Regions from separate parts of the Homo sapiens genome. Here region 2 is linked to region 1. A link is a loop called in an ENCODE intact Hi-C map of the cell type or tissue named here. Cell type or tissue: HepG2. All regions are shown on one strand. Links, peaks and the distances in the headings refer to the core of each region. The heading gives the core; the rest is flanking DNA.

The links. A loop is a pair of places that touch in the nucleus more often than their neighbours do. Peaks named below come from ENCODE experiments on the same cell type or tissue, not always from the same donor. Only the 100,000 strongest peaks of a DNase experiment are listed, where the experiment ranks them.
Region 2: a loop joins it to region 1, with 5 times the contacts of the local background. A loop is called at or near these places in 2 of 110 quality-filtered maps.

The regions. Positions count from the first base shown.
Region 1 is chr12:100,396,842-100,412,962 of GRCh38, reverse strand. It overlaps SLC17A8 (solute carrier family 17 member 8), which reads right to left. Exons shown (of 12, transcript NM_139319.3): 6 at 11,100-11,186; 7 at 10,484-10,623; 8 at 10,218-10,367; 9 at 8,793-8,925; 10 at 83-193. LOC124903108 (small nucleolar RNA U13) reads right to left here and starts at 10,818; the gene lies at 10,713-10,818. In HepG2, for the core only: a CTCF peak has its summit at 7,996 (motif pointing right); a DNase peak (open chromatin) is centred at 7,992.
Region 2 is chr12:100,467,176-100,483,296 of GRCh38, reverse strand. It overlaps NR1H4 (nuclear receptor subfamily 1 group H member 4), which reads right to left and starts at 9,431. Exons shown (of 11, transcript NM_001206979.2): 1 at 9,238-9,431. In HepG2, for the core only: no CTCF peak of the experiment used is centred there; DNase peaks (open chromatin) are centred at 7,026, 7,936, 9,426 and 10,756; H3K4me3 peaks cover 5,346 bases.

The DNA of each region.
Region 1 (16,121 bases), core at 4,084-12,083:
TGCTACAATATCCTTGTCCTTCCTTCTTCCTGGGACTTGTTGAATCTATAGTCAAGATCTGGAAACCCAAAGGACACATTACCTGAAATAGCGAAGCCACTAAATCCTACAGCAAGTACCAGAAAGGAGATAGCCACCCCTTTGGTATGCGAAAAGCCAACCACCAGGAGTAAGGTTGCCTCCATGCCAAAACCTGCAAATGGAAACAGCAAGGGAAAAAAATGTCATTTTCATATCGGTCAACCCAAGTTCATTTATTTATCAAATAAGAACTAACCTATAATTCCACAGACCTAAGTTTATTTTGTTTGTGTCTATGTTTTTTTTTTACTTTAAGTTCTGGAATTTAAGTTTTTTTTTTTTTTTTTTTAACTTTACTTGAAGTTCTGGGATTTAAGTTCAGGGATACATGTGCAGAATGTGCAGGTTTATTACATAGGTATACATGTGCCATGATGGTTTGCTCCACCTATCAACCCATCATCTAGGTTTTGGGCCCCACATGCATTAGGTATTTGCCCTAATGCTGTCCCTCCCCTTGCCCCCTAGCAGGCCCCAGTGTGTGATGATCCCCTCCCTGTATCCATGTGTTCTCATTGTTCATCTCCCACTTATGAGTGGGGAAATGCAGTGTTTGGTTTTCTGTTCCTCCACAGACCTACATTCTGGTACAGTGCTTACAATGCCACCCAGGACTTTCATGACTACATGACTTTGCTAATATTCCCTGGGTGTTCACAAACTTTCTAACATTATCGCGGTGCACCTTGAACACCACACGGTCCCAATAGGTTCCAATGATGCTCCTGAGATGAGGGATGTTAATTATTAGTTGCTTCATGGGTAGCTGTCCCTGCCATTGTTAAATACTAAAACTCTACTATATAACTGTGGTAATGATTCCCCTTTGACTAGTTATGGCCTTTCCCTTAAAAGTAAAATGACAACACTCTAATATTTATTGCCAAAAGCAACCAGAAAACTGTAGCAAATATCTGAAACAAAAACAAACAAAGAAACAAACAAAAACAGCACTTCACCCCTTGTAAAGCAAAAGTCAAAATTTTTCTATTTCAAAGTTCACCAAGCTCTCAGGCCTCTTAAAAAAAAAAAAAACAAACAATACATGAGAATTTTGCACAGAAAATATTGCAGAACAAAAGTACTTTCTGTTCCTTTCATTCAGAATAAGTGAGTCTAGCACAATAAAAAATAAAAAGAATGAGGAAATTATGAAGAAGTTCCTTCTCACCCGAAAAAAAAGTTCAGCTGACAACAGACAGAAAAATGATATAAATATCATTTCCAAGTATATAGAGTGCCTTAGGAGGGGGAAGAGACAATTAGTGGTGCTTCATTTGGAGACTGTCTGCTGATTCCAGACATCTCCACACAATTGTTCTACAGTACCTCAAAGGCAACATGCCCAAATCAATTCTCTCATCCCCTATTTTTATTTATTTATTTATTTATTTTTTCTTTGAGACAGAGTCTTGCTCTTATCACCCAGGCTGGAGTGCAACGGCATGATCTTGGCTCACTGCAACTTCTGCCTCCCAAGTTCAAATGATTCTCCTGCCTCAGCCTCCCAAGTAGCTGGGATTATGGGCATGTGCTACCACGCCCAGCTAATTTTGTATTTTTAGTAGAGTTGGGGTTTCACCATGTTGGCCAGGCTGGTTTCACCATGTTGGCCAGGCTGGCCACTCCTGACCTCAGGTGGTCCGCCCACTTCAGCCTCCCAAAGTGCTGGGATTACAGGCATGAGCCACCACCCCTGGCCTCTTCCCCTATTTTTTTACTCCTAAACAAACAAGCAAACCATCACCAAACCATCGCCACCACGTGCTTTCTTCTCCTCTAAATTAATCTTCCATATTCTGTGTTTAGAACCCAATCTTTAGAGTCAAACTGGTATGGGTTCACTTTCCACTTCAAAATCACTAATTTTGTGACCTTGAACAAGTTACTACACCTCTTAGATTCCTCATCCAAAAGCTGGAGATAGTACCACAGCCTTGTGAGGTATCGGAAAAGTAAATGAAATTGGTATATGAGGTACTGAGTGTGGCACATGGGCACAGCTCAACAAATGATAGCCAGAAGTCCGATGCAGAAACTTCAGAACTACCTTGGACTTCTCCTCCTGCCTGAGCTTTCATATACAAATCTGCAGGTTTGGCCTCGGAAACATCTGTCCAGTGCAACTGCCACTTTCCCCTCCCCTGTCACTGCTTTAGTTCCAGGCCCCGTGACCTCTTACCAGGAAAACTGCAATAAGCCACCTTTTTTTCTTCTTTTGTTTGAGATGGAGTCGTGCTCTGTCACCCAGACTGGAGTGCAGTGGTGCAATCTCAGCTCATTACAACCTCTGCCTCCCGGGTGCAAGTGGTTCTCCTGACTCAGCCTCCCCCGTCGCTGGGATTATAGTCCACCACCACGCCCGGCTAACTTTTTTTTTTTTTTTTGAGATGGAGTCCTGCTCTGTCACCCAGGCTGGAGGGCAGCAGCGTGATCTTGGCTCACTGCAAGCTCTGCCTCCCGGGTTCGTGCCCTTCTCCTGCCTCAGCCTCCTGAGTAGCTGGGACTATAGGCACCCACCACCATGCCCAGCTAATTGTTTATATATTTAGTAGAGATGGGGTTTCACCGTGTTAGCCAGGATGGTCTCAGTCTCCTGACCTCGTGATCCACCCACCTCAGCCTCCCAAAGTGCTGGGATTACAGGCGTGAGCCACCACGCCCAGTCTAATTTTTGTATTTTTAGTAGAGGCCGGGTTTCCCCATGTTGGCCAGGCTGGTCTCCAACTTCTGACCTCAGGTGATCTGCCTGCCTTGGCCTCCCAAAGTGCTGGGATTACAGGCCTAAGCCACCATGCTCAGCCACAATAAGCCACTTTGGTAGTCTTCCCAACTCGTCCTCCTCTGATGCATTCTCAATACCACTGTCTTTCTAAGCCACACACCTCATTATTTGCTCCTGTGCTTAACGTGTTTGTCATGAGCTCCATATCATGAGTATAGTGTTCTATAATGAATACCTCCTGCTGTTCCAGTTTCATCTTCTTCCAGCCCTCATCTCTTTGCTTACTGCCCCCATTCTGTGGATAGCCCTCTGTGCCACAGACATACTCCTCTATTAGCTGTTTTCTAACCACACAATACTATCTCATGCCTGTACATATTTTCACACATTGTTTCTTTACCTGGGATACTCTTCTCTCATCATTTTCTCTTTTTCTGGATAAATCTTACTATTTTTAAAGTCCAGATTAAATAGTGCCTCCTCTAGAAAGCTTCCCTAACAACCCTCTCCCTACCCTCAACCAATGAAGCTGACATCACCTTCTCATCATTTTATAGAACTTTTCAATATTGCTTTGTAACTTTTCATTTGTGTTTCTGCCTCTCCCACAAAACTGTATATTTAACACAGAGTCTGTCTAGCATGTAGTATGCACTCAATAAATAACGTTTGGCCAGGCATGGTGGTGCACACCTATAATTCCAGCTCTTTGGGAGGACGAGGCAGGCGGATCACCTGACGTCAGGAGTTCAAGACCAGCCTGGGCAACATGGCAAAACCCCTTCTCTACTAAACATATGAAAGTTAGCCAGGCATGGTTGCATGTGCCTGTAATCCCAGCTACTCAGGAGGCTGAGGCGGGAGAATCACTTGAAACCGGGAGGTGGAGGTTGCAGTGAGCCAAGATTGCACCACTGCACTCCAGCCTGGGCAACAGAGTGAGACTCTGTCTCTAAATACATACATACATACATACATACATACATACATACATACATACATACATACATAACGTTTAATGAATTAATGCAAAGGAAAGGAAATGGGACCCAGAAAGAAGAAAATAAGATTCACAAGCTGAAGTACTTACCGTAAATGATGGTTAAGTTATTAATATTTACCTTTTTGAACCTATTTCTTCAACACTACTATAAAGAAGGGCAAGAACTAATAATTGTTTTAAATGGCTTCTAAAGAGGATGAAATGTAATTAGGGAAGTCTTACTTTTAAAACTATAGGCTTTATATCATTGCTACTTGTTCTTAATTTTGTTTCAACATTTAAGACTACACATAGGGAAAAATAGCTAGTGTTTCATATACTAACTATATGTGTCTTAGAAGTGCCTATCCTAAATAACAAGGCATCTGGCTGAAACTTCTTTTATTTTTACACTCTGAACAGAAGCATGCAGAAAGTCAATTCCCCCAAAGAATTAGAATGATGACATTGTATAAAGAATAAAACTTACAAATGATACATCAGTTCATCTGTAAGAAAAAAAATTTTGGCCAAATAGCAGATTGCCAGTGGAAAAAAAAGCATTTAAGAGCCTAAATGGTTTCTACTGACAGTTAAAATACTAGAGACAGGGCTGCATGTTTCAGGAGCTTAAGGATAAAATTTCAACTTTAGGGGTAATCAGGAGATCCTTAAAATTGAACCTATTTAGAGTTGACAAGAAAAACAAAACTAGGACTTAAAGGCCTAAGAAATATTTTATTTCATATTAAAATAATCTGAAGTTCACACTTGCAACTGATTCAGCCAGAATAGAATTTTTGACCTCAGTTACACTTTGCATGTTCTATAGAGGGGGCAGGACAAGAATTTGGCATCTGTCTTTAAGCATCATAGACGTAGACCCTGATTCAGAATGAATTGAACATCATGTCTTAAGTGATCTGTTTTGCTTTAAATGATTTTAATGGCATATTAAAATCTATGGAAATAAAAGATGACAGGCTCCAAGATATGTGTGATCCTTCTCAGATGAGAAATGCCTTCTATATTTCTTAGTAGGAAACCAAAAAGCCAACCAAAATTCTCTGGAAGATCATACCAGTGCTTCATCATTTCCAAATCAACCTGCATTCTTCACTGATGGCACAAAACTTTGTTTTCATGTAGTTATCTCTGCTCTAGCATCTCTGTATTTAAGCAGAAAAAGTGGGACCATTATGGTCTTTTTAAAAATTTTATTTTCTATATATAACTCACTGGTCCTACTATGTCAAAATATAAAAGAATGGCCGGGCACGGTGGCTCATGCCTGTAATCCCAGCACTTTGGGAGGCCGAGGTGGGTGGATCACAAGGTCAGGAGATCGAGACTACCCTGGCTAACACGGTGAAACCCCGCCTCTACTAAAAAATACAAAAAATTAGCCGGGTGTGGTGGCGGGTGCCTGTAGTCCCAGCTACTCGGGAGGCTGAGGCAGGAGAATGGTGTGAACCTGGGAGGCGGAACTTGCAGTGAGCTGAGATCACGCCACTGCACTCCAGCCTGGGTGACAGAGCGAGACTCCATCTCAAAAACAAAACAAAACAAAACAAACAAACAAAAAAAATATATATATATATGAACATGAAAAGCCATGTGAAGAGGTATTTTTTAAAGATGGGAGATGAGGCAGAAAGATTCCACATATGCCTTCTAGTTTCTGCAGAAAAAAAACTATTTCCTCTCAACAGGCACTTTGTTAGCAATTAAACATCTTTGAAAGTTCTCATCACCACAACATAACATAATCACCACCAATTATGGAGAAACAGCAGAGGTACTGGGGCAGAATTAAATAGGAACAAGACATTCCCACAAAATATGCTCAAGAATATCCAATGCATCTGGGTTTAGAAGAGGTTGTGCAAGTAGTGTTTAAAATCCAGAAACTTATTTAAAGTTGCCAGTTTAGAAGTACATTTTTTTGTCCAAAGGAAATACAATCACAGATATTTGTTAAAGAACTCTTTGAAAAACTTCTGTGTTTTTTGTGTCTTGAACATAGGAGAAAAAAAGCAGCATTAACATTTGTTGAGAACTTTTTATAGGTTGAACACCGCACTAGGTGCATTCATACGTTGTATCATTTAACTCTCATAACTATCCTCTGAAGTAAATATTATTATGTAATTTAAAGATGAGAACTGTTGGCTCTGAGAATTTAGAAATTGACCCCCCTCTCTCCATCTCCATTGCCACCTCATTTGTCTAAGCCACCATCTTCTCTAGACAGGACAACTGAAATCACCTCCTACCTGGTCTCCCTTCTTTTACTCTTGTACCCTGCATAATTCCCCAGATTAAAAATAAATAAGCAAGGCCAGGCGAGGTGGCTCATGCCTGTAATCCCAGCACTTTGGAAGGCCGAGGCGGGCGGATTACTTGAGGTCAGGAGTTTGAGACCAGCCTGGCCAATATAGTGAAACCCTGTCTCTACAAAAATACAAAAGATTAGCCAGGCATGGTGGCCCATGCCTGTAATCCCAGCTACTCAGGAAGCTGAGGCAGGAGAATCACTTGAACCCAAGAGGCGGAGGTTGCAGTGAGCTGAGATTGCACCACTGCACTCCAGCCTGGGTAACAGAGCGAGACTCTGTCTCAAAAAAAAAAAAAAATGAGATCATATCCATTCCGTGCTTTAAATCATCTGCATCTCAATGTACTTCAAATAAAACCCAAGCTCTGCATACGCCGACAAGGCCTGCCATGATCTGACCCTAGAAAAACATCCCGATCCCGTCTCCCGTCACTCAGCCATTCTGACTCCCCTTCCTTCTATTCTCACACAGGCCACATTCCTGCCTGCCCCAGGGTCATTGCACATACTATTCCCTCTGCCTAAAATCTTTTCCTGAGAGAGCTGCAATAAGGCACCACATGATGAGTTGCCAATCTAGCCATGTGGACATATTCAGAGGGATCACTGGAGAATGGCATGGCTTTAAGGAAACATAAGAGGAGAAGAATTGAGCTGGATGTATAGAGAGGACTGGATTGAGAGGTGAAGGTGAGAACTCACAGGGAAAGAGAAAGGGAGTGGGCAAAGTCAGAGACAGAAAGATATGTTCAGGGCTTGGGTGAGGGCTGTTCAGCTGGAGCAGAATTTTATCATTAGAAGGGTGAGGCTTTGGCTACTGTATTAGTTTTCATTTTATAAATGTTTTATTTTTTAATAGAGAAAAGTTCTCACTATTGCCCTGACTGATTTCGAACTCCTGAGCTCAAGTGGTCTGCCCGCCTCAACCTCCCAAAGTGCTAGGATTGCAGGAGTGAGCCACTGCACCCTGCCTACCGCTGTGTTAGTTTTCATTTGCTGCTGTAATAAATTACCACAAACTCAGTGGCTCAAAACAACACAAATATCAAGTATCTGCTGAGGGATAGACTTAGGGGTCTTTAAGATCTATTCCAATGATTAGATGTCACCTCTAAAATACTCTCTGCACTATTGTACAGTTCTGGAGGCCAAAAATCCAAAATGGTACAGGGCTAAAGTCAAGGCAGCAGCCTACAGAGTTGCATTCCTTCTAGAGGTGCTATGGCGGAATCTCTTCTTGTCTTCTCCAGCTTCTAGGGTCTGCTTGCATTCCTTGGTTTGTGGCTGCATCACTCTGACTCTTGCCTCCACCATCACATCTTCTTTTCTGACTCTGACCCTCCTTCCTCCTTTTATAAGGATTATTGTGATTATATTGGGCCCACCTAGATAATGCAGGATAAACTCCCATCTCAAGAACCTCAATTTAATCCCACCTGCAAAGTCCCTTTTGACATGTAAGGAAACATATTCACAGCTTCTGAGGATTAGGACATGGGCATTATTCTAGCTGCTACAGCTCTCTTGGAGAGGACTTGAATGCAATGTCCCAGAGCTTCACCTCCTGCCCACCAGATAGCAGGCCTATATCCGCTAACCCTCAGTCCTCTACAAGAAAGTTCAAGCTAAGGTCAGGCCCACACATCCCTGCCTGGGACCAGCAGTCAAGGAACTGGGAGAACAGGTGCCAACAGACTCTTAGGCTTTCTTCCCGAAATGCTATGGGATCAGATCATGCCTGCTCCTGTGTCCCTCGGTATAGTCTTCACTTCTAAATGTGCCAGACCTAGCTATCTGTCAGAGCATACGCAATCCGTCCCTTTCAACTTAATATCACAGTTGTGAGCTCTTGCCCATAGGTGGCGCTATCCTCTACCTCCTGCTCGCTCATCCTGACTAGTCCTCCAGAGGGGTAGCCGCAAACTAAGAGCTTTGGCGGTAGGCTCCGGCCTACCTGATACCTTGCAGGGATCTGCTACTTGAGCAAGTCCCTTTATTTTACCTCTGTTTCCTCATTGCAAATTGCATATAGTAATAGTACCTGCTCCACATGGTGGTTATGAAGATTAAATAAAATAATGTATGTAGAAGATTTAGCTTAGTGTCTGGCACAGAAAGCATTCAATAAATGTTAATTTTAAAAGCTAAACAAAAAAGATGAGTTTTTTAAAAAGCACTCATGAACATTGTAGGGGTTCACAATTACTTTCGCCTACCTCTTTTGGGAAATCACCTAACATTCACTTTGTCTTTACAAAATTAAAACATAAAGCAGGAGCTAAATAAAATCAAGAAAGAGAATGGTGTGTGTGTGTGTGTGTGTGTGTGTGTGTGCATATATCCCATGCACAAGCATAGGCTAGGAGGAAAGACTACTTTTCTTCTGTTTCTTACCAAAACATATGGATAGGTAGAAAGGTAAGCAGAGAAGGGAATAAACTACATAAGCAAACAATAAATGTGGAAGGATGTATGGAAAGGTCCCAGCTGGATGACCTCTTGGCAGCACTGTGATGGACAACACTCAAGTGTCTGCTGAGGGACAGACTTAGAGGTCTTTAAGATCCACTCCAATGACTAAATGTCACTTCTTAATATATGCTCTGCAGTTCAGTTTACCCTAATTCTACAAAAGCTGCCTAAGCCATCTATGAAATCCACAGTACCTCCACAGTTCATGATTTTTCTGACAGCAGTTGTGGTTAAAATTTGTCTGCTTCTTAAATAATCAGCCAATTGTCCTCCAATAGGTACAACGATTGTCATAACCATGTGTGGGACTGCTGACAAGAGACCCACCTGGAAGGGAAAGAAACAGTAAGCAGTTTGTCATTATTTCTGAGAGAGGGGCCTCCCTAATTCCCTTGCCCACCTCCACTCCACAGCCCCCCTACCTACCACCACCAAATTTAAGCATCTAATTATGTGGGAGCTGGGTAGGCCTGAATTTCATAATAAATAAATGATGAATGAGCGAATGATTTTAGACCTATCTGTGTCCTCTACCAGATTGGAAGCTCCTTGAGGGCAGCGATGACTTTTATTCATCACAGAGGGCATGGCACATGGGAGATAAAGCACTTGGCACCCAGTGAGCACTGATGACTGATGACAGCCACCATTTCATGATTATGCCAGCTCTTCCATGGTCACTTCTGACAGTATCTGTAGCTAGGCAGACATTTGTGTTTGCTCGGCTGCTGTTCTTTCCCTTGTAGGAAAGAGGTTTATCTTATGATGATGGTTGATGATTCACTATCCACACCCTTCCTCCCTAAAACACAATTGGCTTGATGATAATGTCTGGGAGCATTGAAAGAGGTTCTTTCTTTTTTTTCTGTTTATTTTTTCTTCTTCTTTTTTTTTTTTAGACAGAGTCTTGCTCTGTTGCCCAGGCTGGAGTGCAGTGGTGCAATCTCGCCTCACTGCAACCTCTGCCTCCTGGGTTCAAGTGATTCTCCTGTCTCAGCCTCCTGAGTAACTAGGATCACAGGTGTGCATCACTACGCCCAGCTAATTTTTGTATTTTTAGTAGAGGCAGGGTTTTGCCATGTTGGTCAGGCTGGTCCTAACCTCAGGTGATCCGCCAGCCTTGGCTTCCCAAAATGCTGGGATTATAGGCGTGAGCCACCACGCCTGGCAGAAAGAGGTTCTTTCTAACCCATTGCAAGCAATGATTGTTACTGCTATAGCCACCATTATGGAGAAGGGGTGTTCTGCAAAATGAATGGTAAGGTTCTTACTGCTACTCACTGAGTAGCTTACAGGAAAAAAAGAAAACCCACACCCTCAAATCTTTTTATCCTTGCCTAATATGCCGTCCTTGAGCTAGCTTCAAAAACACTCTAAGATTGGGTACAACATAAATCTTTAAAGCAGCTTAATACGGCTCTGATCCTTGCTAAGAAGAAATTAAACAGCTATGCATACTATGCATAGAATGTATAACTTGTCTGACAGCCAGGCTATTAGGTGTCACAGAACTGTTATGAATTATGATCAGCAATTTAATTATTTTATCATACAAAGTTATTCTCTGTAGAATCAAGAGATTTAAAGTTCAAAAATATTTGGAGCATCTGTGTGTTTACCTTACTTATTGCAAATCCAAAGACCTCTTCAAAATAAGCAGGCTGACTTATGAGGAGCAAATAAAAGGTCCAGCTTCTGCAAAAATTTGCCACAATGATTGCATAAACCGGCAAAGATGTGAAAAATCTTTTCCATGGGGTACTAAATTTCTAGGGAGTAAAAATACCATGATATTTTTAGTAAAGATATTGACATTTTTTCTGTAAGAAGGCAACACAATCACTTATGAAAAAAGGTAAGTCTTCATCTGACTTTTTATACTTACACTTAGACTAACCACGTTGGCCCCCTCTCCTATGCTTGTCTCTATATAGGTCTTCTCCTCATTGGATATTGTTGGATGAGCTGCTGGGCACTCATAGGCCTGCAACAGCCAAAACATGTACCAAATAATCCCAAACATGCCTGCAGTTAAAAAAGAAAAGGCTGGGTTATATGGTCTCATTTTCTTCCGTTTCTAAATTTTTCAATTTTTACCATATATATTTTTTTCAGGTAAAATGGGTAATGTACCAATGTTGTAACAAGGTTTGAGGGACTCAGACATCTCATACATGCACGTGAACACCCAATTATCACATTTATGAACTACAAAAGGATCTTTACAATATTTCCAAATGGCAGTATGTTCAGCTAGGGGTAAGTATTTTGTTGACGTTCCTCTTGTTAACTGGTATTTAAAGAAAGACAATGTTCTACTTATTTTTTTAGGTCAACTTTAATATAAATATTAATCAAATCATAGATAAAGTATTCCATTTATACAATAAACTTGTTTTAGTAATCTCTATTTTGATGTAATGAACTCTGAGCCAAACCCATATGCAGTAAAATACCATCTCTATGAGTCACATGTGAACTTGTGAAGTCAAATCACTCACCATAAATATAAAAGACAGAGGACCATCCAATGTACTGCACCAACACCCCAGCCAGGGGCATGGCAACCACTGCCCCTGCATAGGAACCTGGAACAAGAAAAGATTGAGGGAATCTGACCAATCATCATGCAAGCCTTTTCAGCTCATTTAGAATTCATATGGTAAAGTCAGGAATTAATCAAACTGAGCAGGAATCAGACTGCCTCCGTGCAGAGACAGGCAAACTCCCAGTGTGCCACAGAACAGGGCTTCCAGGAGAGGAAGGTCACCAAGATGCCCTTTAACTTCATCCAGAGACCACACAGGATTTAGACAAAGATTGCTCCAGCATCACAGTTTGGAATTACATGAGAGAATGGAATCAGAAGATGAAAAAAATCTAAGAGAAATTTTGAAAATTCAACCAGGCGCAATATTGGAAGCTAAAAAGAGCAAGCAAAGGAACATACAAAATTTGCTTAGGAGGACTGGGAGGATTCTCATCCAGATCTTTAAATGAGGGACATTGAATTATTTAAAAGATCATGATTTTTAAAGTCTTGATTAAAAAAAAAAAGGAGAGGGTTGCCAGGCACGGTGGCTCACACCTGTAATCCTAACACTTTGGGAGGCTGAGGTGGACAGATCACTTGAGGCCAGGAGTTCAAGACCAGCCTGGTCAACATAGCAAAACCCCATCTCTACTAAAAATACAAAAAATTAGCCTGGCATGGTGGCGCGTGCCTGTAATCCCAGCTACTTGGGCGGCTGAGGCACGGGAATTGCTTGAACCCGTGAGGCGGAGGTTGCAGTGAGCCAAGATCTCACCACTGCACTCCAGCCTGGGTGACAGAGTGACTGTATCAAAAAAAAAAAAAAAAAAAAAGGTGAGGGGTGAACAATTAAATTCCAGATGGCAAGAGGGCTGCTGTCTCCATTCAGCTCCTGAATGGGTACATTTTTACATGTATTTCTTACTTTGTAAAACTTAACCTTGCAAATGCTTACCTGTGTGTGAATGTTTATCTTGTCTAGACAAGATAATTGTGACTAGAGGCAGTGAGCTGACCTCTGCTATCCTCTGGACGTCTGGTAGGGAAAGATGAGCCCTGTGACCTCCCATTATTGGGAGTTATTAGCTGAAAGGAGAAGTTACTCTCTGAAACTCCCCCTGGGCTGTGAATGAAAAAACTCTTGCTTCAGAAAAAGTGAGTGGTGAAAGGAAATTCTATATCCCAGAATTTGATGCTAAGGAAGATCTTTAGGAAATGGGAGGTTGGGGATCTTCCAGAGAAATAGATTAAATCACATCTTTCCAAGGTGAGCCTGACCCTCGGTGAAAGGCCCAGCCTGAGATCTGGAATCTGAACATCATGACACCCGAGGAAGTCAAGAGACTCATTTTCCTCAGAGATAAGATGGGAATGAAATATCCATCTCAAGGGGTTGTTTTGAGATTCAAATAAACTATGTATGTGAAGATGCTTTGTAAGCTATAATGGGTTACACAAATGCCAGCTATTACCGCTATTATCATGTACAGAATGACAACACACTCAAAAAACAATCTCAGGGCTCCTCAAACCAATAAGGTGAGCACTCCAGGCATGTGTTGAAAATGGGCTGCAGGTCTCATTCTGCTGTGCGTGGAGATAGGGTGGCCTTTGTCCCCAGGCCAAATACCCTGGGAGGTGGGGTGGGTGAGTCTGGTTTAGGTAATGCAAAAGAATGCCTGGGACAGGGGCAGGTAGAGAATAACCCCACCAACTAAGATGCACTGAGTGCTTTCTGGGTGCCTAGTACCATGCTAAGTATACTGTACCTATGACTTTGTTTAACTCTCCTTCAACCTGACAAGGTAAGTACCAATATGACCCCCATTTTATAAGGAGAAAGCCAGGCTGGAGGAGGGGAGGCAGATTGCCTGAGGTCACACAGGTAGAAGTGACAAGTCACAGGACAGGAGCCCAGGTCTGTGGAACCCCAAAGCCCTTACTCTTATTTAATCATTCAGTCATGCCTCCTTCACTCAAAAGCACCTAATAATTCCCCTTACATAGTAAAAAGCATTCTATCATTGGGGAAACTTTACAATGTGATATGGCTTGGCTCTGTGTCCCTACCCAAATTGCATCTCAAATTGTAATCCCCATGTGTTGAGGGAAGAACCTGGTGGGAGGTGACTGGGTCATGGGGGCGGATTTCCCCCGTGCTGTTCTTACGATAGTGAGTGAGATCTCATGAGATCTGATGGTTTAAAAGTGTGGCACCTTCCCCTTCACTCTCTCTCTCTCTCTTCTGCCACCATGTAAGATGTGCCTTGCCTCCCCTTTTGCCTCCTGCCGTGATTGTAAGTTCCTTGAGGCCTCCCCAGCCATGCAGAACTGTGAGTTGATTAAACCTCTTTCTTTTATAAATTACCCAGTCTCAGGTGGTTCTTTATAGTTATGTGAAAACAGACTAATACACAATGTGACCTAAACTACCCTTCTTTTCTATCAGAAAAAATCTTCCTCATCCTTTTAGACATTCTCCAATGTCAGTTCCTATTAGACACAGCCCCTTGAGCAAACAACAGGGCACTCAGCCCTTACTGCAGCTGCCCCCAGCTGCTCCCAGACTGCCCTGGGGAGCAGACTGCAGCTCAGTCCCCTGGGCCTCAGATGATTGTTGAATGGTATGCAAAGAAGGAAGAACAGAACTGGGGGTGAGAAAGAGCCCCCGGTTCGGCCCTCACTAGCTGTAAGAATTTAAATCTTTTTTCCTCCCTCAGCCTCAGTTTCCTCAACTATAAAACAATGGGTTGTAACTGGATGTATTAGTCTGATTTCATGCTGCTGATAAAGACAAACCCAAGTGTGAGCAATTTACAAAAGAAAGAGGTTTAATTGGACTCACAGTTCCACGTGGCGGGGGAGGCCTCACAATCATGGCAGAAGGCATAGAAGAGCAAGTCACATCTTACGTGGATGGCGGCAAGCAAAGAGAGAGCTTGTGCAGAGAAACTCCCGTTTTTAAAACCATCAGATCTCATGAGACCCATTCACTACCACGAGAAAAGCATGGGAAAGACCCACCCCCATGATTCAATCAATTCCCACCAGGTCCCTCCCATAACACATGGGAATTATGGGAGCTACAAGATGAGATTTGGGTGGCGACAGAGCCAAACCATATCACTGGATGTTTTCTAGAATCCCTTCTAACTCCAATATCTTTTGAGATTAAGAATTTATACACTCCAAGCCTGGGTTTCCTTCTTCCACATTTTCCTTTGGCTGTTCTTTGAAACCAAGGCCACACCTTAGCTGGGACATGTAATGAGGCCTGTGTCCTTGATCAGGTAACTTTCCTTGAGAGTCAAACCATTTCTTAAATCAGCCCTTTTAGGGCTATAAAAACACACTAAGAATGGGGAGTGGCTGCTAGTCATGCTCATTTTGCTGGCAAATCAAAATGAAAGGTCTTACAAATAAACCATCCAAAGAAAGTAAGGTCAAGGATCTAACAAGCCACAAGGCCAGCTGGGGTGAGTCTTATCCTCTTCTAGAGTTGGTATAAGCACAGTAGTAGGGATGGAGATGCTTAAACTGCAAATGAGCGGATGGAGATGGTTTCTAAGGACAAGAGACACTGAATATGTAAAGACATCTCAGCTGAGCATGCAATTCCCAACGAGGCACAAAGTAGGCATAGCGGTGAATACCTCACACCACATTCTCAGGATTACTTTATTATTATTTCAAGGAGGTAAAAGGCCAGCAGGAAGAGGAAAATTAAAACATATGCAGAAATAAATAGAAAGCTATCTTTCTCCCTTTAGCAAAGAAGAATATCTTAGGAAAAGTGTGCTAGTTTGAAAATCAGACAGACCTAAGCTGTAATTCACACTGCCTAGGCCACACTGTGACTTTTGTGGTCTAAGGTACTTTTTTTTTTTTTTGAGACGGGGTCTTCCTCTGTCACCCAGGCTGGAGTACAATGGTGTGATCTCGGCTCACTGCAACCTCCACCTCCGGGCTCAAGCGATCCTCCCACCTTGGCCTCCTGAGTAGCTGGGACCACAGACATGAGCCACCGCACCCAGCTAATTTTTTGTATTTTTGGTAGAGATGGGGTTTCACCATGTTGCCCAGGTTGGTCTCAAACTCCTAGGCTCAAGCAATCCTCCACCTCAGCCTCCCAAAGTGCTGGGATTACAGGTGTGAGCCACCATGCCTGGCTGGTCTAAGGTACTTTTACCTTCATGGGCCCCTTCCCCCGACACATTTACCACTGTGTTGATGGCAGCGGCATGTGCTGTTGTTGTTCTGTTGTTGATTGATTCCTAGGGACCCAGCCACACCTAGAGAGGCCTGTCCCACAGGGGTAGCTTGGAGATGGCAACCTCAGCAAGGTGAAGTTTGGAGATGCAGGAATTAAAGTCACATACTACTTGGGGGCTACTCATTTACTTTCAGATAAGATGGATGGTCTCTACTTCTTATTATCTGGGATATAATGACAAAAATTAATTTACATTTCTATATGACAATGTGTACATGGTAGGAGCGTGAAGTAAGGAAAGTTCCAGATCAACAGTCAGGTCTTGTTCTAGCTCCATGATCTTGGGCAAGTCACTGAACTTTAGTTTCATATAAAAAGAAGAGGCGTGGGATGCTTGATGATCCCATCTTTCCACTTTTGTCCTTAGCAAATGTCATTTGTTGGCTAATCCAACAACCACTTCCAACCCTTTCTCCCTTCCCCTTCACTCCTGAAGAGGCTGGTGAAGCTAGGCATCTGCTTGCCTAGCCTCCTCTGCATTTAGTAAAGCATATGATACAGTTAGGGCCAAAGAAATTAAAGTGGAAGGTTGGTAGGGGGCTTTGGGAAAGCTTTTGTTTTCCTGATGAAAGGGACAGATGGAATAAGCACAGAAGTAAATAAAAAGCTATGTCTGAGGATAGCAGAGTAGAAAGTCAGAACATGCCTAGGCCCTGGATGGATTTTTGAGCAGCAGAACCAACACTAGCCACCACTCACCTTTAGAATTCTGTTATA
Region 2 (16,121 bases), core at 4,461-12,460, 70 kb before region 1:
CTAATCAACCTCAGTTTTGTTTGTGCCCATTAGCAGCAAGAAATATGACTTGTTTGTCAAGAACTATGACAGGCCAGGCACAGTGGCTCATGCCTGTAATCCCAGCACTTTGGGAGGCTGAGGTGGGTGGATCACCTGAGGTCAGGGATTTGAGACCAGCCTGGCCAACATGGTGAAACTCCATCTCTACTAAAAATACAAAAATTAGCTGGGCACGGTGGCACACGCCTGTAGTCCCAGCTACTTGGGAGGCTGAGGCAGAAGAATTGCTTGAACCCAGGAAGCAGAGGTTGCAGTGAGCCGAGATTGCGCCACTACACTCCAGTCTTGTGACAGAGTGACACTCTGTCTCAAATAAATAAATAAATAATAAAATACCTGCATCAACTAGATATCCACAGCTTTCAAAGCGTCTCTGCTCTCTGGAGCTTACACAATGGTGCCTAAACAACAGCTGACCTTTATTTCCAACTAGATGTAGAAGAAGCACCTGGAGTTGAGGCTTCCAGGACCAGGAACCTGGAAGTGAATGTCTTCTTAAATTTTGCACCCTCAGTGCCTCACTTGCCTAGCTCTAGGCCTAGCCCTGCTTCTCAACTCCTTGATTAGCACAAACTCCAGGAGACGTTCATAGCCCTGGGTACTTCTTCTTTGCAGTGGTGTTACCATTGTAATTCAACCTTTGTTTTTGTGGATTTGGTTTTCTGTGTCTCCCATTAAACCAGCAGCTCTAGGAGAGATTACATTGGATCTCCAATGCCTTGCACAATGCCAGCCAGGTACATCTTAGATGCACAATAAATTCTTGTTAATTGAGTAAATGAACAAATGGTTGCATGAATAAATAAAGTAACTAATACATAAATGAGTGAATGAATAATATACCTTACTAGATAACCACCTTTAGAATCAGTCTTGCTTAGGCCATAGGACAGAAATTAGTGAATAGAGGCATACAACACAATACACACAAGAGCCGAAGAAGGATTTTTTTTTTGTCACATAAAGAAATCTAACAACTAAGTCTGCTTCCCCACAATGTAGACTAATTAGTGAATGGTAACCATTTTTATTGGAAATCTCTTAAGCATAGGCTTTCCAGTCTCCCCATGGGAACCATTTTATACATGAGTTGACCACCCCAGGAAATTGTTTTGTTTTGTTTCAGGGTTTTTGTTGTTTGTTTGTTTGTTTTGAGACAGGGTCTCTCTCTTTCACCTGGGCTGGAATGCAGTGGTGCGATCTTAGCTCGCTGCAGTCTTGACCTCCCAGGCTCAAGCAATCCTCACACCTCAGCCTCCCAAGTAGCTGGGACTACAGGCATGCACCACTTGCCCAGCTAATTTTATTTATTTATTTATTTATTTTTATTTTTATTTTTTTGAGATGGAGTCTCGCTCTGTCACCCAGGCTGGAGTGCAGTGGTGCCATCTCGGCTCACTGCAAGCTCCGCCTCCTGGGTTCACACCATTCTCCTGCCTCAGCCTCCCGAGTAGCTGGGACTACAGGCACCCGCCACCATGCCCAGCTAATTTTTTGTATTTTTAGTAGAGATGGGGTTTCACCGTGTTAGCCAGGATGGTCTCGATCTCCTGACCTCATGATCTGCCAGCTTCGGCCTCCCAAAGTGCTGGGATTCAGGCATGAGCCACCGTGCCCAGCCCCAGCTAATTTTTTTAATTTTTTGTAGAGACAGGATTTCACCATGTTGCCCAGGCTGGTCTAGAACTCCTGAGCTCAAGCAATCTGCCCACCTCAGCCTCCCAAAGTGCTGGGATTACAGGAGTGAGCCACCATGCTGGGCCGGAAATAGTTTTAATTAATCTCGCGAATTTCCCGTTGTTAATTCTCTTCCATCAGAACTACCAGGAATAGTTTTGTTGTTGTGGTTGTTTGGTCTTCTTAATGTTCACTCTTCATAATCAGGAAAGTTTGTTTTTTCTTTTTTCGCATTATGTACATTAGTCAAAATGGTCAAGAAGCTATTTGTTGAATGCTTTCTCCGTGACTAACTTGTCATTTTTTTTTTCAAATACTTAATTGGATCTTTGAAATATTATGCCTCTTACTCATGGAAATTGTTTGCAAAGATGGCCACCACAATTGCTTCCTTTCCACACGCTCTTACAATGTGAGTTTGCCACACCTCTCATCAATGCACAAAGTCTGTTTCGCTAGCCCTTGGACCTGAGCTGGTCTAATAAATTCGTTGACCAACAGAATGTGGTGGAAGTGAGGTTGGGGACTTCTAAGCCAGGCTTTAAGAGACCTTGTAGCTTCTGTTTTCCATATCTAAGAAAGAATGCTGCCCTGAGATTGCCATACTGTTTGCAGATATCTCAGATTTAAAAATCTCATGGAGAAAGAAGTCCAGCTCTTCCAACTATCCCAGCTGACGGCCACATCAAGACCCCAGACATGAGTGAGGCCATCTCAGTCCTTTCATTCCAGTTGAACTCACATCTGAATGAGCAACATGAGTGAACCCAGGCATAACCAGCAGAGAAGCTGCTCAGCCGCCCCACAGAACTATGAGAATTAATGGATCATTCCTGTTTTATGCCACTAAGCTTTGGGATGGTTGTTACAAAGACATAAATGACTGGTATAGAAATCAGTACCTGGAAGTGAGATGCTGTCTAAAAAAACCGCTAACATATATGGCCTGGGCTTTGGGATTGGGGGATGATCTGAGGCTAGAAGGGCAGTGAGGAGACTGGTTAGTGGAAACTGGAAGAACAATAAGAAAATTCCCATAGGAGGTGGGAAGATGGGGGTCCTGTTTATAATCATGAAACAATCAGTAACACTGTCTCCTGTGGTAACTTGGAAGATAGAAATGTTTCTAAACTTATAGATCTAAGATTTCCCACTAGTACGGTGGATGTGTCAGTTGGTCTCTTTAGCTATGTGTGATAAGGTACTTACTCTTTAAAAACGGCATCTCAACATCAATTTCCCATTCATTCACTCATTTATTTTGTCAGTGCACATTTATTGACAGACACTAGACATAGTAAAAAATAATGATTTTTCAGAAAGCTTAGTGGAAAAGTCAGGCAAGAAAAACCCAATGGTAGTAGTGTGAGGATTGCTACAACAGAGCTAAGCACAGGTGCCATCAGGAGCACAAGCAGGGACATTCATTCATCCAATATTCATTAATTCTCTACTACATACCAAGTTTCGGTCTAGGTTTTAGAAATACAGTGGTAAGACAAAGAGCTTACATTCTAGAGGGATAAGTGAATAATACACAAGTCAACAAATAATAGGATTTCTGATGAGGATAATAAGAAAGTAAAAGAGAAGTATAGAGTGTTGTAGTTGAACACAGTTTTGGAGAGGGCAATCAGAGAAGAGCTCTCTGAAAAGTGGACATTCGAACTGAGATGTGAAGGACAAGAATGAGTAAGTCATACAAAGGGAAAATAAGTTCAGGCAGAGTGATCAGCAAAAGCAAAGGGCCTGGGCTTGGAGTGTTGGAAGAACAACACAAGCCCAGTGAGGCTGGAAATGAGTGAGCCAAGGAGGGGCTATAGGAAATGAGGTCTGAGAGTAGGCAGCTCTTGTATGGCCTGTTGGCCATGGTAAGGAGTTTGGATTTTCTTCTAAATGGAAGTAATTGATGAGTTTTAAACAAGGGTATAGTGAGGAGAATGAGGGAAATCTTTCTGAGCGTGGAGGGTTGATTCTTGAACTTAGTCTTGAAGGAATAGGCATTAGGCTAGGAAAATGACACGCAACAGGGATGGCTATAGGAAGGGAAAATAGCATGCTGTGTTCTGAGCAACCCTAAATAGTTGTCTATGCTGTAGCTAGTGGACTCAGCTCAAATCAGTGGAAGAAGGATGACCTATTCAAGAAATTGTGGCAAGAAAATTGCCTATGCTTTGAGGGTAAAAATAAAGACATCTTTATGAATCATTCTTGGAAAATACATCTCAGATGGATTAAAGACTGAAAATTATAAAATTATTGGGAGAAAATATATTTATGATCTTTATGGATTTGGGGATTGAGAAGGACTTTATTAAATAAGAAGTAAATAGGAAAAGAATACATTTGAGAACGTTGAAATGTAAGACAGAGGTTAAGGCATCACAAACAAAGCTAAATATATAAAAATGGATAAAAATATTTACAACATAAATAACACCAAAAATATTAGTACAAACAATATATAAACGATTCCTATAAATAAAAACAGAAAGGATAAACAACCCAAGAGAGAAATTGGCAAAGGATACAAAAAGGAAATTCACCAAAGTGGAAACACAAGTGGCCAGTAAACACAGAAAATATCTGAAACTAATAATAATTAGGAAAATGGATATTACTATAACTAAATACCATTTTCACCTATGAGATTATCAAAAAATTTTAACTTTGATAATATTCAAAGTGTATGAAAATATGCATTCTCACATATTGCTAGTGGGGGCATAGGTTTTAGTCTTTTTGGAGGGCTCTTTAGCAGTGTATCTTAAAATAAAGTGCAATTTTAATTCCTAGGTATCTTTCCTGGAGAAATCTTTGCTGGTATGCACCAGGATGTTCATTGTAGCATTGCCTCTAATGCAGAAAGAGGGCAAACCACCTAAAAAACCATCAACAGTGGAATGGCTAAATGAACTGTGCTCTATAGTATCAACTATTAGGAAGTGGTTAAACAAGATTAAAGTGTTTTGATATGTATTAACATTGAAACAGTGAAGTAGAGGAGAATAGGGCTAGGGGAAGGTCAAAAAATATTTTAGACTTATTCATAATGTTGAAACTTTTAACACAATGACTACATTAAGATATGTCAGTCTCCTAGGGTATCATTTCCTGTCCTCAACTTTGCCAATTATATAATCAGATGCTATAAGCAGGTATATTTAGATTCTCCAGAAAAGAAGGGTTTGCTTCATTTTCTTAAAACAATTTTAGGATTGTGCAGCATTTTTGAGCTTCAACAAAAATTATAAACCTCTCTCTAGGAAAGACATACACAAAATACAGATATTTTTCTAAATTAATAAATGTTTAGGAGAAATTTTATGTTCACTATAAAATTGAACAAAATGTATGGAGAGCCTCCATATACGTCTTCTCCCCCACCCCCCACACACATGCACAGCCTCCTTTACTTTCAACAACCAGCACCAGAGTGGCACATTTTTTTACAATCGATGAACCTATGCTGACACATCTTTATCAGCGAAGGACTATAGTTTACATTAGGGCTCAATCTTGGTGTTGTGTATTCTATGGGTCTTGACAAGTGTATAATAACATGTACCCACCATTGGTAATATCATATAGAATGAATTCACTGCCCTAAAAATTCTCTGTAAAATGCATAGATTTTTAAATGTAGTCTTAAGTGACCCTGGCCCCCTGAAGCCCAGCTATAGCCTCAGATTCAGAGTCGGGACTCCAGGAGAGCAAGAATCTTTTACATGACCACTTTGGAATGACATTTCTTTGTCCTGTCTCTGCCCTGCAAATTCTGGATGGCAACCAGCTTTTGCTCCTTAAGCCCCAGGCTGGTATCAACTTGTCGTCTACACTGGCAGCTTCCATAACTCTCTAGGACATGGCAGCAAATAGCTCTCTGCTTAGGAACAGTCACAGCCCAGAGCAGTGTTTTTGTTTTCTCTAATCAGCAACATCCCACAGCAGGACTATCTTCTCCATGCACAACTACATTATTTACCATGTTTTCCAGATAACTGTGTTAAATATATCTACAGGACTTGAAAATGCAAAGCCATACCATTTCTCCTTTTCTTTACATTAATAACATTAATTAAAGTGTAATAGACCCAGGTTGTCTCAGGTTCATTGAGACCTGGGAAAGGTCATCTAAATCTCTTTAAAATGGGAAGCAAAATCTCAAAGTTTTGTTAGGATTTTATATTAAAAAATGAAAATTAATAAAAATTTATTTTATATTTATACTTATTTATTTTAATCACCAGAACCCTGTTATATTTCTTAATCCTAACAAAGAATAAATCTTATTTTTTTTCCTGTGCAATATTTGCAATTTTACTTTGCAATCAAGTTGCATTATATTAGTGTCATCTTATCACCAATTTACAAAGCAGAGAGAGTAGGAATAGTAGATGTTCTTTTATGGCCAAAATTGGAAATGGGCAAACTGAGGGAGAAAATAATTCACTGTGAAGAGCAAAGGGGTTAGGGGATTCCAGAGCAGGGTGAGAGAAGGGAGAGAAAAGACAGAAGGATGAATATTTGTATGTAATAATGATTTTTGCCTCCTCATACAGCTTGGTGACTAAGGACACTCGTATGGTGATGCCTTTTAGCTACATCTTCACTGGTAGAAACTACTGTGACAATAAAAAAATACCTGGGAGGAAAATTGTTCCTATTTCTTATTTTTTAAAAAAAATTTTGAGGTGGTGTCTCTCTATGTTACCCAGGCTAGAGTATAGTGGCATTATCATAGCTCACTGCAGCCTTGAACTCCTGAGCTCAAGCAATCCTTCCACCTCAGCCGCCCGAGCTGCTGGGATCACAGGCACTCATCACTGTATCTAGCTTGTTCCTATTTTCTTTTATTCCCCTTTATAATCTGTGTTGCTAGAGACTAAGATAAAAATGAGACTGAGAGCAAAGGGAAGGGAAATCTCTTTCTATGAAGTAAAGAACCTTTTCTGTCCTTTATGCACCCACCTAATGACAATGTGAGCCTTTGAAAATCTATCACATCATGATATGCATTCTCATGGCATTCATAATCCAGAGACTGTGAGCCACAGCAGTTCTGAGCTCCTCTCTAAGATGTCCCTAATCACAGCAGCATGGAGAGTTCATTGTGGTCTTTAATTAAAACGCTGATAACGGAAATATTCACCCAGCTATCTTAGACTGGTCTCTGGGTTAAAACAAATAGTGCTCCAAACTTTCCAGTTTCCCTACTGATGGTGCAATCTCTCGAAAATGCCCTATGCAGGAGGTTTCAGGAAACGTCTAACTAGTTCCTGGGTTTAACAAATCACCCCTGTCAGGCTGGAATGCTTAACGGCTGGTCCCCCCTCGCCGCTCCCCGATCATTCCCCATTTCAAGTTTTCCCAGCCTCCGCCAATAGCCAATATCAGAGTAGCCAGGAAGAGGCTTTGGAGTCAGAAAGACCCGCCCTCAAGTTCAGGTCCCGCTACTTCCTAACTATCTGCCTGTGGACGGGTCACTTGTATTTTTTGAGTCTCAGTTTTCTCATCTGTAAAATGAGTATAAGAAAAACTCCTGGCTGGGCGCAGTGGCTCACGCCTGTAATCCTAGCACTCTGGGAAGCCGAGGCGGGCGGATCACCTGAGGTCAAGAGTTCGAGACCAGTCTGGCCAACATAGTGAAACCCCGTCTCTACTAAAAATACAAAAAATAGTGGCATGGTGGTGCACGCCTGTAGTACCAGCTACTCAGGAGGCTGAGGCAGGAGAATCGCTTGAACCCGGGAGGTGGAGGCTGCAGTGAGCCGATATAGCGCCACTGCACTCCAGCCTGGGAGACAGAGCGAGACTTTGTCTCAAAAAAATAATAATAAAAAGTAAAGAAAAACTCCCATACAGGGTTTTTGTGAGAAGGAAACAGGCGAATGAAGTAAAGGCTAGGACATGTTAGTAGACATTGTAGAAAAGTTAGCTCCATCACACACTCATACATACACACATTTCTTTTCTTTTCCTTGCAGAGTACAAAGGCCTCACAACCAATGGATATTCCATTGCAATTGGCCCAATCTTGAAGAGGTGGAAACAAGAGGAAGGACAAGGATTCCATGACTTTCCCTCTCCAGCTGTGAGGAGAGGGCAGAGGTACGTGGTGGGAAATTGCTGCAAATCTTGAGGAAGGGTCTCAGGACAAGAGAGCTTTGTCCCTGGCCAGTACTTTATCAGTTAACCAGGAGTTGCATCAGTATTTGTTGCAACATCCTCAGAAAACAGAAAAGTCCACGGTACAAATGGCACAGATCCATAATTTGGAGGACTGGGGGTAGGAACGTAACACAAAGATAAAAGTGTCTATCATTTTATAAAATCACAGCTAGAAACAAAATGGTAGCTCCCTGAACATCTTTTCCTCTCTTCTCCCTTCCTTTTTTTAGGAACAGAAAAAAAAATTTAGATAGATAGATAGATAGATAGATAGATAGATAGGTAAACCACTTTACTGAGGTGTGACTGACATATAAAAGCTTTACATATTCCATGTATACACTTTGATGAGTCTGGGGATAGGCATACACTCATTAAATCATCACCACAATCTATACCATAAACCTATCCATCACCTCCAAAAGTTTCTTCCTGCCTTCTTATTTATCACTAATATTATTTCTAAGGGTTCCTACCCCTCTTGTCAATACTCCTGAAGTGATTCTAAGACAGCACCAGAAACAGCATCAGATTTCTTTATAGCTCAAAGCTCAGGTGTGAGTTTCTTAGAGGAAGAATTCAAGGTGAGTCACTTGTCATTCCCTCCTGCCCCTCCCTTCTGAATAAAAACCCAATTAAAAGAAGTAAGTCAGGCTCCACAGTTGCCCCATTCACTCTGTCAATAAGGAGACAAAGAGGTATCTTATCTATAAATTTAGTCCTTGGACAATTTTATTACTAAAGTTCTTCGTCATACTCACATTTCTATCTTTTAAAAATATTTCCATCTGATATTTCCTGTCATATTAATATTCAAAATGGAAAGCAATAGAAGAGTTTACAACTGAAGTCAAGAAAGAAGACTTTTTCCACCTACTCTTCTTCTAGGGAAAAATTTCATTTCAATTAAGCATAGGTTAAATGTCTTATTCTTAGTTCCCAAGTCATCTGACATTAGCAATACTCCCAAACTCACATCAAGATTTGATAAATCACCAAAATATAGCACACTATACAAGTCAAATTGTTTATGGAATCAGAACGGAGACATTTCTGAAATGCACTATCTCCAGTGATTTACTCAGGTGACCACAATGTTAAAAGAGTATTTCTAAATAAGTTTTCAATAGGTAAGCAACTGTTAAGACTCATTAACTTTTGCTTCTGCTTCTTTTTGTTTTTTAGTTTCTCTCTTTTTTAATTTTCAGGACTTTACATCAAACTCTACTAACTTAGAATTCATTTATTGACATACATTACAGATGTCAAAGAGAAACTTTTAAGTGACTATTTTTTCTCTGTTGCTGTGAGATACACAACCCACTCCCAAAGGAATTAGGTACTTACTTGGATTGTTTTGGGTCAGAGATGGACTTTCAAGGCCCTGGGAGGATTCTGGACTGAGTCTTCCTCTCCAGATCCCAGCGATTTTGCTACAAATGCTCAGAATCCAATTTCGCATTAGGATAAGTCGGGGAGACAATGAGGTGAGGAGGAGGAGAGAGTTCCAGTGTACTGTGCATGATCACAGGCGGCCTTCTGGGCTAGCAGCAGCATCTCTTCCTTGGCTCTGTGCCTCATGGACACAGATTAGTCATTAACAATCCTTCCCTGCTAAATGATATAAACATAGAAAGGAACCTTGGGAGAGCCTCGAGATTCCCAAGACAAAACCGCAAAGCCCCAGAATGAGGAATGTGACAAAACCAAGGAGCCCTGCAGCTTGCCTTTGAAAGCATTTCTCCTCTGGCCGTTTTGTGGGCTCCTGGGCACCCGTATTTCTGTACACATCAACTAAAACCAAACTGTCATCTTCCCTCTCTCTCACTACAACTTCTTTGAATAGCTCTATCACTTCCCCGGGACTGAACTAGAAGCTGGGAGCCTTTTTGACCCTTCCCTCTGCCCAGCCACCCATATCAAATAATAACAGATTTGGGTTGATTGCATCTTTGGAATGTCTCTTATTTCCAACCCACATTGTTCTTCTCCTACTTTGGGCCTATCATAGCTTCCTTTCTGGATGACATTGGTCCCACAACCCCTTTTTCTTCTCTCCCCTTCTTCTGTTTTCCAAATTGCACAGCAGTGTGGAAGCACAGGCTCTGGTTAGATGCCCACTCTTTAGTCACAGCCTTGAGCAAGACACTTAGCCTCTCTGAGTCTCAGTTTCCTCATCTGTAGAATGGATATGGAGAAACCATCTCATGGGCTGTGGTGAGAATTACATGAGTAGTGAAAATGTTTAGAAAAGTGTGTGGCAGATAGCAATCACCCAATAATTTGTGGCAATTATTATTTCTCTCCTTCATTAGTTGAACCATCATTGATTGATTATCAGCCTACTATGTACCCAGCAACTTGCTAGGCACTCCCCTCATCGAAAATCCCCAATGCACTCTCTATGCCTAAAAAACGAACACAAAATGCTTGACATTTAGAACCCCTTCCACACCTGAAGATCTAGCCCTAATGTCTCTAGGATTTTCTCACATTCTGTCCCTTCAGACATCCCAACCTCTGCCAACCTGTACCAAGCTCTCCCGCCTCCACACTTTTGCACAAGCTCTTCCTTCTACCTCAGTTACTTTCTTTTCACACCCACACATCTTCCAGGCGTGGAACAGAAGCAGAGTTCTCCCTGAAGCCAGCCCCATTCCTCATCTGCCCCTATTCTCCCCACCCAACTCCCTTGATCTTTTATTTGTAGTTTCCTTGCTGTCCCTTAAATCCTCTGACCTTATATATTATAGTTTTCTACTTGTTTTATCTCTTTTACAAAAACCAGGCATGGTAGCAGACTTGTCTTTGTATCTACCCTTTGTCTTAGCACAGTGCCTCTCACAGAAAAAGCATTGTGTAACTCTTTGTTAACGCAATCAATGAGTGAGCTGAGAAACAACTTCCCAAAGCAGCATGGCTGCACATGCACCTGTGTGTGTGTGTGTGTGTGTGTGTGTATGTGATGTGTGCATTTCCCATCTGTGATGTGTGTCATTTGTTTCCCGTCACAAGGTCAGCTAGTAGAAGATCTACATTCAAACCTGTTAGAAATGTTATATTTTGCTTCTCTTATAAAATAGCATTTTTGTAGGTCCTACAGGCTCCTACTTCCTACCTACTTCTGGGGGTTCCCAATGTACTATGGTGCATCCTCCAGCCCCTTCGGCACAAGGAAGAGGGTCACCCCAGGCCTGTACATTTTCTTTTGAAGAGAGTTTGCACTGACACTTACTGCACTCTGCAGCTCTGGGCTGCCTGAGGGACTCCTGTGTGACTTCTATGTGACACCAAGCCCATTTCTTCTTGGATGATAAGAGCCTGTACTGTGATTTCATTCTCTCCAGCAGAGATGGAGACAATGACTGAAGACACAGACTGTGGCGCTGGACCGGCTGGGTTCAAATCCCAGCTCTGCCACTTACAAGCTGTGTGACCTTAGACCTTAGGCTTTTCCTTAACATCTGTCTCAGTTTCCCCATCTGTAAAATAAAGATATAATTACTATGTATTTCATGAGGTTATTGCAAGGATTTAATGAATTAATCTATGCAAAGCGCTGGTACCTGACACACAGAAAGTGCTGTGTAGGGGTTAGCTGTTATTATTTTCTCTGGGCCTTCACACTGACAATCGTATTTGCCCACTGGACTGGATACTCCCTGAGGGTGGCATGTATTTCCCATCCTTTTGGATCTCCAGTGGTGTAGCACATAGTGCTGGGTATGACATAAGAGCCCATTCAAAAATTTCAACAATTATTTTTCTTCTCTTCACACCACACAATCAATCCATTAGAAAATGTTTAAGTTTTACCTTCACAATATATGTATTGAATCTGATACCTTCCCACCACCTCCACTGTCATCTCTCTGGTCCATGCCAGGTTTCTTGCACCTGGGTTTGTGCCATGGCCTCCTAAGTGGCCTCCTTATTTCCATGCTTGCACTCTGTCATTTGTTCCCAGCATGGCAGCCAGAGTGATCCTACCAAAACCAAAGGATCATGTCGTTCTTTTGCTCAAAACCCCCACAGGCTTTCATCTCTCTCAGAGTAATGGCCAAACTTCTTACAGTGACCCCAAGGATCTAAATGACCCTGAATCCTACCCCATCCCAACATAGCTCTAACTTCATCTATCACTCACGCCGGTCATGAGGCCTCCTTGTTGTTCTCTGAACTCATAAAGCACATTCTCTCCCCAGGGCCCCTGTACTTTCTGTTCCATAGCCTGGATTGATTTTTGCCCAGAGACCTTCCATTGCATGCTACAGGTTTCTACTCACCTTACCAGAGAGGCCTTTCCTGGACACACCAAATACAATGCCATTTCTCTTCCCAGTACAGGATATCACTTCTCATTTCTCATTCCTTTTTTTGTTTGTTTGTTTTTGGAGACACAGTCTGGCTCTATCACCTAGGCTGGAGAGCAGTGGCATGATCTTGGCTCACTGCAACCTCAGCATTTCGGGTTCAAGCGGTTCTCCTGCCTCGGCCTCCCGAGTAGCTGAGACTACATGCACGTGCCGCCACACCCAGCTAATTTTTTGTATTTAGTAGAGATGGAGTTTCGCTATGTTGCCCAGGCTTGTCTCAAACTCCTAAGCTCAAGCGATCTTCCCGCCTCAGCCTCCCAAAGTGCTGGAATTACAGGCGTAAGCCACCGCACCTGGCCTCTCTTCTCATTCTTACCTTGCTTTATTTTACCCTGTAGCACTAAGCACTGAGCACCACTTAGCATACATGGACATGTTTCATGTCTCTCTCACTATATGGAACATAAATAGATGATTACACCTATCTTGTTCACCACTGTGTCCCTGATAACTGGATGCCCCAGGCAATGTGCTAGTGCTGAGTAGGAGAGACCCAAAACCCAAGCTCTGAAAGCTCACCATCCCATGAACAAGGGACACTCAGCAAAATAATAACAGCAATAACCATAACAATAAAGTAAATCATATAAAGAATGAATAACATTCACTTGTGTTATGTGATAAGATGGAAAAGTTCAGGGTGTCATAAAATACTCTCCATTAATCATAACAAACAGAAAATGTGCTCTCTATTCATGGGATTAATTCTAACTAGCACAGAAAGAAAGAAGGGGAAAAGGAACAAGCATTTACTGAGCAGCTAATATTTTCCAAACAGTCTGTTAAGCACTGGCAAATCAGCAGTGAACAAAATGATATGGTTCCTGCAGTCATGCAATTTACAGCCTAGTGTGAGAGACAGACAATTAATAAAAACTACACAGACAATCTTATAAGTTCTCTTGTGACAGCATGTTATGAAGGAGAAGCACAGGGTTCTGCGACTGTATTTATCAGGGAGCCCTCACCATGTCAGAGGGGTTTAGAAAGGCTTCCTCTAAGAAAGTGATGTTTTAGCTAAGATGGAAGGATCTCTGATGTGTTGGGAGTGAAAGGTGTTGAGAAGGAAAAAAAGGAGCATTTCAGGGTAAGGAAAAGACAGCAGCAAAGGCTCTGAGACAGGAGAGAGGTTGGAGAATCCCATTAAATAAAGAGAAGGACAATGTCTTTCAAGGAAGAATGTGGGGGAGGAACAAAGAAATCGGGATAGAACAGGAGGTGGGAGCAGTGGTGTGCTGGTAGGTGATTAACAACCAGTTCTCAGAGAGGTGGGTGAATATATACATATAAACATTTATTTTAAATTTTACTGATAGAACAGGTAAGTAACACATGTTTTACAAATAATAATAAATATACAGTTTCTGTATATTGTAAATTCCATGTAGCCAGTGAGTCAACTGGGATGTTTTCATTGAGTTTTGCTGAACTCTTGTATTGATAGCCAACTTATGGTTGCCGTTCAACCATGGTTTGACAAATGGAATCGCATTCCAGACCACTAATCCTTTCTCCAATATAAATATCGTACTGAAATGTTATATGTGATCTACTGTTAAACTATGATTTTCACACAAATTATTTTTGTTAAACTGAACCCTCTTTGAGTTCCACCTTTACGTATGTTGGAAATTCACTTGTTCGTTGGTGACGTGAGTAGCTTCTTTGCTGAATCAAATAATAGTTTTCATATACTGGAAACTGTTCTTTCATATACCGAAGAACATTTCTTCAGTATTGTGTGTGTTCTTCACAATGTAACAGCTACTAACATGAAGCTCTTTTAAGTTTAATCTGCTTTGTTAACAGTTTCTTTATCACTAAGACTAAGGGTCAACAAACATTTTCTTTAAGGGGCGAAAAAGTAAATATCTTAGGCTTTGCAGACCACATCTAGTCTCTGTTATGTTTTACAATCCTCTAAAAATGCAGAACTTCTTAGCTTGAGGGCTGTATATAAACATCCACGGGCCAAATTTTGCCCACTGACCTTAATTTGCCAACTCCTTAGACCAGTAGCTCTCAATGGAGAGAAGGAGCAATTCTGCTCCCCAAGGCATATTTGGCAATATCTGGACACAGTTGTGGTTGTCACAACTTAAAGGGAGTGTCATTTAGTAAGGAGAGGCCAGAATGCTGCTAAATATCCTACAATGCACAGCTTCTCCCTCCACAACCAAGAATTATGCAGCCCCAAATGTCAATAGTGCCAAAGTTGAACAGGCCTGCCTTAGACAATAGATAATACAATAAATGAGGTCTTGATTTGTAAATTTTTTTGTGTTGTAAATATTCTAGTTGTGGCCACTTTCAAACTACCAATGTAAAGTCACCTAACAATGGACTTGCGGAGAATGCAAACTGGCACACCATTATACGCCACCACACAGATGCACTAGGCATAAATAACCACAAGAGCATAGACGATCGTAAAATAGCAAAATAATTAGGGCATGGTAAGTTTTGAGTATTTATTACTTTTGTTTGTTTTAATGTCTTTAATTATAAGTTTATATAATTTAATTTTTGATAAGGGCTATGTTTAACAACAACCAGCTCAGAATGCCCTGAAAGTTTAACAGTTGACTCTCATGAACCAGGGTAAGCTGGCTCCAGGGCAGCACTGGGAGAAAGAAAGCTTCTTTCACTTAGTCCTTACAAGTTAGGAGCTAGACAGTATTATCTTCCTTTAACAAATGAGGAGACTAAGCCTGAGAGATTCAGGCAAAGAGACAAAGACTTATGCAAAAGAGACAAATCAGGGGCTTTAAATACAGGTTTGTTTTCTCCAAAGCTGATAGTCTTTACCCTATCCTGTACTCCACTATCAACCCAGGGAAAGTGAGATCAAAATATTTATTCTGTGAAATGCTTATCAGTACTGGGACATTTTAATTAATTGCTGAATAAAATAGGGATAGAAGTCATTATCATATTGTTAGTGATCAACTCTGGTATATTATTACAAATATAACAGAAAGGCCATCCTGCCAAAAAAGATTTGCATCCATAGAAATTATTATTTTTATTAATATTTTGACTTCCTTGCCCTTTCCAGGATTCTCTCTTTTCAGTTAAACATCTGCACTCCTCACCTCTCCTGTTCAGTGAATTAGTTCACAACAGGTCAGGAACTGTAAGATCCTGAAACAAACAGGAAACAAAACAGCCAAACTTTGAATACTGGTATATCAAGGGAGGGGTCTATGCCAGACTCTGAGGCCTGAGTGAGCACTACAGTCAGAGTACAGTGTCAGGGCATTCAACTTCACAAACGGTGGCCACGAAGGGGACACTGAAATGAACAAGGAGAGAGAAAGAGAAAGAGCATGGATAATCCAACTGGCCTCTGTCCCCACTGGCTCAGGCTTGGCTGTGAGTGTGAGTCTTTGTCCCAACATGGAATCAATCTGTTGGAAAGTGCTTGGTGGCTGAGCCTTTAATAACTTCTTTTTTCTTATTAGACGCCACAACCCTCCAGAAACTGAGTTCTCAGAACCAGACAAAATTTCCAAGACCTAAAGGTAACATGGTAGGGGTGGTGTTGAAAGCATGGACGTTAGGGTCAGGGGCCTGGGTCTGAACTCTGGGTCTGATCATGTGACCTTGGGCAAGTCAATCTCTGGGACCTTAGTTTCTTCGTACAAAAAATATATATAATAGAAGGGAATGAATTCCTATGTCATAGGGTTATTGTAAGGATCCACCTGAAATATCACATGAGAATGTGTGGTAAAAAACATTGAAGAGAAGAAAATGGCATACCCCACTAGATATGAAATCTTCCAGAAGCTAGTAGCCATATGGGAGCCCCATCCACCCCTGCAGTCAGCTGAGTTTTTTTCTTTGTTTGTT